Linked DNA regions of Homo sapiens: region 1 is linked to region 2. Evidence: read pairs that join two places in POLR2A ChIA-PET (ENCODE). Cell type or tissue: GM12878. All regions are shown on one strand. Region 1 holds the start of LOC124906349 (small nucleolar RNA U13). Region 2 overlaps PPP4R2 (protein phosphatase 4 regulatory subunit 2).

Region 1 (4,000 bases), 54 kb after region 2:
CTGGGATTACATGCGTGAGCCACCATTTCCGGCCTCATAATACATTTTAAAATTAATTGTGGAAGAATTTGCATCTTCAGGATGTTGAATCTCTCTAACCAAAGACATGGTATACCTTTTTATTCAAGTTAACTTTTGTGACTTCAAAAATGTTTAAATTTCCTCATGGAGGTTTGCATATTTCTTGTTCAATTTGTTCCTGAGTGCTTTATCTATTTTATTTTCTAGTTCAGGGATCATCAGCAAACTACAGCCCGTGGGACCACTGCCTGTTTTCTTATGGCCTGTGAAGTAAGAATAGTTTTTATATTTTAATGATTGGAAAAAACACAAAGAAAAGTAGTATTTTGTGACTTGTGTAAAAATTACTTGAAATTCAAATGTCAGTATCCATAATGACGTTTTATTGGAATGCAGCCACTGCCATTTCTTTATGTATTGTCTGTGGCTCCTTTCTTGCTAGGACTGCAGTAGAGCTGTGACCATGTGGCCCACAGAGCCTGAAATATTTACTATTTGTGCCTTGATGGAAAAGTTTACTGGCCTCTGTTCTTTTTTTATTTTTTATTTATTTTTTATTTTTTGAGATGGCGTCTCTGTCGCCCAGGCTGGAGTGCAGTGGTATGATCTCAGCTCACTGCAACCTCCCACTCCCGGACTCAAGCAATCCTCCCACCTCAGCCTCCCGAGTAGCTGGGACTACAGGAGTGCACCACCACTACTGGCTAATTTTTTATATTTTTAGTAGAGATGGGGTTTCGCCATGTTGCCCAGGCTGGTCTTGAATTCCTGGGCTCATGGGGTCTGCCCACCTCGGCCTTCCAAAGTGCTGGGATTACAAGTGTGAGCCACCGCACCCAGTGATCTCTAAGTAGTGGTTTTTGTTTGTTTGTTTGTTTTTGAGACGGAGTCTTGCTCTATCACCAGGCTGGAGTGTAGTGGCGCGATCTCGGCTCACTGCAACCTCCGACTCCCTGGTTTAAGCGATTCTCCTGCCTCAGCCTCTTGAGTAGCTGGGATTACAGGTATGCACCACCAGGCCCAGATAATTTTTGTATTTTTAGTAGAGATGGGATTTCACCATGTTGGCCAGGATGGTCTCCATCTCCTGACCTCGTGATCTGCCCACCTCGGCCTCCCAAAATGCTGGGATTACAGGTGTGAGCCACTGCGCCTGGCCAGTAGTGGTTATTTTCATGTGTATTTCCGTCCTCCAAATTTACAGTCACTCATAACTAGCTTGGTCCTACTTTTGAAAATTCAGAATGCAACTGAAGAGGTTGAGGGAAAATTAGCAGAAAAACAGTCTTGAAGGGCTGCTGCCAATAATTGAAATGCCTAGAATGTTCTCAATGGAGAAATGACCTTTCATACTCTTAATGACCGATTTCAAGTCTGCTCTTCCAAGGCAAAATTTGCGTTCTTCCTTTAAATGGGATGGTTTGTTTGTGAGAGGTACAAAATCTTCTTTGGGAAAAGGAGGGAAAGATTCAAACTCCCTAGCCACGTGACCTATTCACTGAAGAGAAATGACAGCACGACCCCTTGAAGCTACCATCCCACCACGGTTTGCGTCGGAGTGTGCATGAACCAGATGCCTTGAGTGGAGTCAGCGTTCCCATCCTGGGAGGGCCAGCTGTCTGCGCTTTCTGTCAAGACCTGCCCAACCTGCTGCTGCCTTTGTGAAAGCCTTCTGTGGCTGACAGCTGCTCCTCGTGTATTTATTCCTGAAGACATTTCCTCATGTATCCTACCTGAAGACATTTCCCCTCCCCTCCACCTTCTACTTCTCATTCCATTTATGACAACTCGTGTAAGTTTGTAATAAGACTTACTTCCATGGTCGTTTGTATGAAGAAATCCGAAAAACATTATTTTTCCAGTTTTTGTCTCCGAACGCCATAGGCCCTTCAGTGTTGTGGTTTACGCATCTTGCTGCGAATGCAGGGCCACCATCACTCAGCACCACTCCCAGGACTGACGTTTCACTGAAAATGTCTCAGAAACTAAGAGCAATGGGGGGAATTTTGCACAAAACGAAAGTGATGGTGCAGTGTGTGGGCAGATCATTATTCTGAGATTGTCTTTCCTCCTCTTTTGGCAGGTTTTGTGGGGTTTTTTTTTTTCTTTTTCATTTTGTTTTTTTTTGAGACAAGCTCCCTGTCATCCAGGATGGAATGCAGTGGTGCAATCTTGGCTCACTGCAACCTCCTCCTCCCAGGTTCAAGTGATCCTCCCACCTCAGCCTCCTGAGTAGCTGGGACCACAGGCACCCACCACCACGTCTGGCTAATTTTTTTTTTTGTATTTTTAGTAGAGATGGGGTTTTGCTATGTTGGCCAGGCTGGTCTTGAACTCCTGGCTTCAAGAGATCTGCCTGCCTCGGCCTACCCAAGTGTTGCGATTACAGGCATCTGTGCCCGGCCTTGGCAGTGTTCAAATACCCTTTCTTTTAGGAAATGATAGGGGTAATAGGTGAGAGTTGCTGGTAGTGTTTTAGTGTCTTTAACCGGCAAAGGAAAACACTGAAAACTCTTGGCTGGGTCCCTTGATAGACCAATGATTGATGTCCCAAAGCCATTATCTGTCACTCTCCACTTGCCTAGTTTTTTTTTTTTTTTTTTTTCTGACAGGGTCTCACTCTGTCGTCCAGGCGGGAGTGCAGTGGTGCCATCTTGACTCACTGCAATCTCCGCCTCCCGGGCTCAAATGATTCACCCACCCCAGCCTCCTGGTAGCTGGGATTACAGACATGCACCACCATGCCCAGCTAATTTTTGTATTTTTGATAAAGATGCGATTTTGTCATGTTGGCCAGGCTGGTCTCAAGTGATCCGCCTGCCTCAGCCTCCCAAAGTGCTGGAATTACAGGCGTGAGACACCGCGCCTGGCCATTGCCTACCTTTTCTATAAAGGGTGGAAAGGCGACCTGCTGGCCACCCAGCTTCCTAGGAATAGCCCTGTGATACAGCCCTGGCCGACAAGATGAAAGCAGAAGTCCGGAGTGATGTTTTCTTGCTGGGAGAAAGTTCTGCGCCCTTGGCCCCTTTACCTTTTCCCTTCTCTGACCTCTTCTTCCTACAAGGAACTCAGACTCAGGTCTTGAAGTGAACAGCTGCTTTCTATCTCTGAGGAGACTAGCCTGAGGATGAAAGCATGAAGCTTGGCAGAGCAAAACCCAGAAATGTGCTCGTTAATAAAATCCAGGATCCTTTTATAGTTCATAAGTGTGATGATTGGGTTTTCACGCTCGTATGTGAGATGTGCCTCCCTCAGACTTTGTTACGATGTTGGCACATTCCCCGTTTGATGTGAAAAAAGAAAAGTAAAATGAAGAAGGTATCCAAAATCAAACTGTATATAAAGTGATGAATTTGCCAAAAGGTCTTTTACACGTGTTGGACACAGACTCTTGTGGTCAGTACAAACCCAAAATTAGAATTTGTGGATGTGATTCTTCCAGTGAATGCTTGAGGTATCTGTTATCTTTTTAAAACTCCTGTATTATTTATGGAGAAAGACTTTTTGAAAGCAGGTAGTGGGTCTTGAGTTTCCCTCTTCCACCCTCTCCTTGACCAAACATGGCACTCCAAGCAGGCTTGGATGTTCTGTGCAACTCATGTCATTCAGTTGCTTTATGAAGTATTTTGAAGATGCTTTTATTTCAGCCATTGATCTGACATTGATGTCAACAAAGTCTAAAAGCAGGTCCTTGACAACATCTTGGTCCCTATGGTAGCAATGTCTGGGGCAAATGGCAATGATGGAGGTGTTATAATCATTTTCATAAATTTATTTGAGTTAAAAGCTATTGAAAGCTTTCCTGGTATCTCTTGAGGAACTTCAAAGGGGACCCAATTGGTAATCCTTAATAACACAGAGACATTTCTTTTAAAATTGACACCAGAGAGTGGCACTTCTCAAGTCGTACAGCTGGGGATGTGAAATAAAAGGTCATTAGTGGAGCCATTTTGGCATTTTATGCACCAGGTGATTTAGA
Region 2 (4,000 bases):
TGCTTCCAAGCAGCACAACTGATTGTGGTTCACGTAAGCCCAAAAGAAAACTAGAAAAGAAGGGAAAGAAATATTTATTAGAAGGATATTGAAATAACACTTAGAAACAAGGGTTGAGCTACACTACCAAGCCAAAGGGTATGAGGATGGAGCCCAGGGACCTCAGCAGCAGAAGTTGTTAGACTTGTTCTTCAGGTTCTAGCAAAGGACTGAGTTCCAGTCTTGGTGTCTTCCATATTTCACATTTTTGGAGGAAAATAATCTGATTGGCCTGGCCCTGGTCAGGTGGGGTGATGAGAGAAACAGAGCTGGCTACTGGAGGCCCATCCTTGTGTATTCAGTACCTTTTAAAGAAAATGGGAACCATGAGCTGGGGAGCTGACTCATTAGTATGTGCTATAACCAGCATATATGTGTATACAGTACCTGCAATTCATCATATTGGTAAAATATGTTAAAATTATTATCTTAAAACTGTTGTGAAGGTTATAATGGCAACTTACTGTGTCAGTGGGAATCACCTTCTGACCTTTAAGGGTCCAGATAAATTTAGCACTGACCCTTGTTCTATTATTGTGAGACGTTTATTGTTCTTACTAAGATCTTTGAATTGTTGAAATGCTTATATTTCTTGATACTGTAGCTTCTGTTAGCCTAGTATCATGGAACCTCATCTTTATAAGGAAAAAAAGACGTAGAACTGGTGATTATGGTCTGGGGAAGAATATAATAGTTGCTTTAAGGAAGTTATAAACAAAGTGCTTTGGGAGCAGTAACTTAAAAAGTTTATTTCTGACAAGGAATATTTAGCAGTGCATCATGGTGCAAGGAGGCATTTCAACTTAGTCTGGGCAGAGGGAACAGTGAGCAAAGGAATAGTAAAGTTCAGAGCTGTGGAGGAAGAATTAGGATAGATTAGAAAGGGTCTTGCTAATGCATAGAATTTTGGCTTTAGAAAGACATTAGAAATTAATGAAGGCTTTTGAGCAGAGAAAAGATAAATCAGAGCTTTGCCTTGGAGAAATTGAGTCTAATTCAAAGGAATTAGGGAAATCACTCAGGAGATGATTATGGTATTTAAGCTAGAGGAGATGAGAATTTGTAATGGTGCAGCATTAGTGGGAATGAACATGAGGGTTCACAGACAACATTAGGTTATGGATCTGTAGATAATATCTGTTCATCATTCTCACCTTGCCTGGGTTTTTATAGGTTTCCTAACTTGATTTTGCTTGCCCTTTCTAGTCTTGTCTAATATATGCTATTAGTAGTAGTCATGCTACAATATAAGTATGTTATTCCCATGATTAAAATCTTTCTGCACCTTCTCCCTTGCTCAAGTTAAAGTTCTTATGAGATTTAAGGCATAAATAAATAATTGTAGCTCTATTTAATTTGATATTTTTCTATTTGTTCCCTGTGTTTTTCTTTTCTCCTAAATTACTCAATTCTCTAGTAAATTCGTACTGCCTCGTCCCAGTGACTTTGTACATATTGTTCCCTTTGCTGGAACAAAGACCTTACTTTTCCTTTGTGTACATTTTTTCTCCCTCTTCTGTGTTGCTCTTGACTTTGTGCTCATTTTAAAAGATACATGCAAGGGGTCATCTCTTCTAGAAAACCTCCATTGACCCTGAATTAGATGTGACTCAGCCCACTTCTATCATCATATATAAAATTTGCCGTGCCATTATTTTTTGTTTAGAGTGAGTTCCCTGAGGACAACTAAATTCTTTATATATCTTTTCTTACCACATAATAGCTTAGGGATGCATATTTGCATTAAATGTTTTTTGGCCTATACCGAGCTTATACAGCCCGCAGGCTGCATGCAGCCCAGGGCAGCTTTGAATGTGACCCAACACAAATTCATAAACTTTCTTGAAACATTATGAGATTTTTGCGATTTTTTTTTAAAAAAAGCACATCAGCTATCATTAGTGTTAGTGTTAGTGTATTTTATGTGCAGCCTAAGACAATTTCTCTTCCAGTGTGACCCAGGGAAGCCAAAACATTGGACAATCCTGGCCTATACTGTTCCTGTAACTAGATGTCATGATGTAATTAGAGTATGGATTCTGAAGCCATAAAGCCTGGGTTGAAATCCCAGCCCTGTTACTTATTACCTGTGCAATTATGGGCAGTTTATTTAACCTGTTTCGAAGTTGTCTTATTGATAATAAAATGCGGAGAGTAGTACCACCCAACTCATACATATGCTTCTGAAGATTGAGTTAATATGTCCAAAGTGCTTAGAACAGTACCTGGCATTTGTGATTATGTATGTGCTTGCTATTTTTATTATGCATTACAGTTCAAATATGAATCTATTCCCCTGTTTTTTTGTTTTTGAGACAGAGTCTTGCTCTGTCACCAGGTTGGTGTGCAGTGGCATGATCTCAGCTCACTGAACCTCCACCTCCCAGGTTGAAGCTCTTCCCCTGCCTCAGCCTCCCAAGTAGCTGGGACTACAGGCGTGCGCCACCATTGCCTGGCTAATTTTTTGCATTTTAGTAGAGACGGGGTTTCACCATGTTGGCCAGGGTGATCTCAATCTCCTGACCTCATGATCCGCCAGCCTTGGCCTCCTAAAGTGCTGGGATTACAGGCGTGAGCCCCGCTCCCAGCTATTCCCCTATTAATTGCCAAAGCAGTTCTACACATAATTCCCAGATCTGCTTGGAAGGTGGCATTTTTTCTACCTGATTTGTTTTTTCTACTGTAGATGGTTTGTAGACATTATTCCCACAGAGTGGGCTTCAGGATATTCATTTATTCAATCACCAGATAATTATTGAGTGCCTACTATTTGCCAGACTTTGTATTTGTTTTATATATATGAATAAATTCTTGGTACTTGTGAGGTGTGTGTGTGTGTGTGTGTGTGTGTTTGTGTGTGTGAATAAATATGTGAGCAGACAGTAGATAAATAAATTATATATTATGTTACTGGATAGTAAGGGCAATGCAAAAATAAGAAAAAGGGTAAGGGAAATGAGGGTTAAGAGTGGAGAATGTTACAGCTCTTTTAGAATTTGTCTAGTAGGCTTTCTGGGAGGTCTTTACCAGAAAGCCTCCCCACCGCTCCCCTCAAACTCCCATGTTAAAAAAAACTTTTTTTTTTTTTTATGAGTGAATAGGTAGTTGGATTTTTTTTTTTTTTTTAAGAGACGGGGTGGGCTGGGCACTAGTGAGTCACGCCTCTAATTCCAGCACTTTAGGAGGCTGAGGCAGGTGGATCACCTGAGGTCAGGAGTTTGAGACCAGCCTGGCCAACATGGTGAAACCTCATCTCTACTAAAAATACAAAAATTAGCCAGGCGTGGTGGCACACGCCTGTCATCCTAGCTACTCAGGAAGCTGAGGCAGGAGAATAGCTTGAACCCAGGAGGTGGAGGTTGCAGTGAGCTGAGATCACACCACCATATTCCAGCCTGGGTGTCAGAGCAAGACTCCGTCTCAAAAAAAAAAAAAAAAAAAGACGGGGTCTTACTCAGCCTCCCAAAGGCTGGGATTACAGGTGTGAGCCACCATGCCTGGCCCAGGTAGTTGGAATTTTAAATAAGATGGTCAGGGGAAGTCTCATTTAGAAGGTGACATTTGATCGAGGCCCAAGAATAAGGGAGTCAGCCGTGCAATATATAGAAGATAAATCCAGGTAGAAGACTTTTTTTGTTTTTGAGATGGAGTCTCGCTCTTCCACCAGGCTCGAGTGCAGTGGTGCAATCTGTGCCTCCTGGTTTCAAGCAATTCCCCTGCCTCAGCCTCCCGAGTAGCTGGGACTACAGATGCGCGCCACCATGCCCAGCTAATTGTTGTATTTTTGGTAGAGACGGAGTTTCACCATGTTGACCAGGATGGTTTGATCTCCTGACCTCGTGATCCGCCCGCCTAGGCCTCCCAAAGTGCTGGGATTACAGGCACTTTTGTGAGCCACTGCGCCCGGCCAAGGTAGAAGAATCTTTCAGTGCAAAAGCCTTAAGTAGGACTAGTGTGTCTA

What was found. Peaks named below come from ENCODE experiments on the same cell type or tissue, not always from the same donor. Only the 100,000 strongest peaks of a DNase experiment are listed, where the experiment ranks them.
Region 1: POLR2A ChIA-PET joins it to region 2 with 7 read pairs; 2 of 35 experiments call an interaction of 5 or more read pairs at or near these places.

What each region holds. Positions count from the first base shown.
Region 1 is chr3:73,078,779-73,082,778 of GRCh38, forward strand. LOC124906349 (small nucleolar RNA U13) reads left to right here and starts at 3,209; the gene lies at 3,209-3,312. RefSeq lists an enhancer at 2,076-2,135. In GM12878, no CTCF peak of the experiment used is centred here; a DNase peak (open chromatin) is centred at 2,056.
Region 2 is chr3:73,024,796-73,028,795 of GRCh38, forward strand. The region is part of intron 2 of PPP4R2 (protein phosphatase 4 regulatory subunit 2); the gene reads left to right. It also overlaps the pseudogene RNU7-19P. Among named protein-coding and RNA genes, the nearest start is that of PPP4R2, 30 kb to the left of the region's middle. RefSeq lists enhancers at 3,480-3,980, 3,981-4,000. In GM12878, no CTCF peak of the experiment used is centred here; no DNase peak of the experiment used is centred here.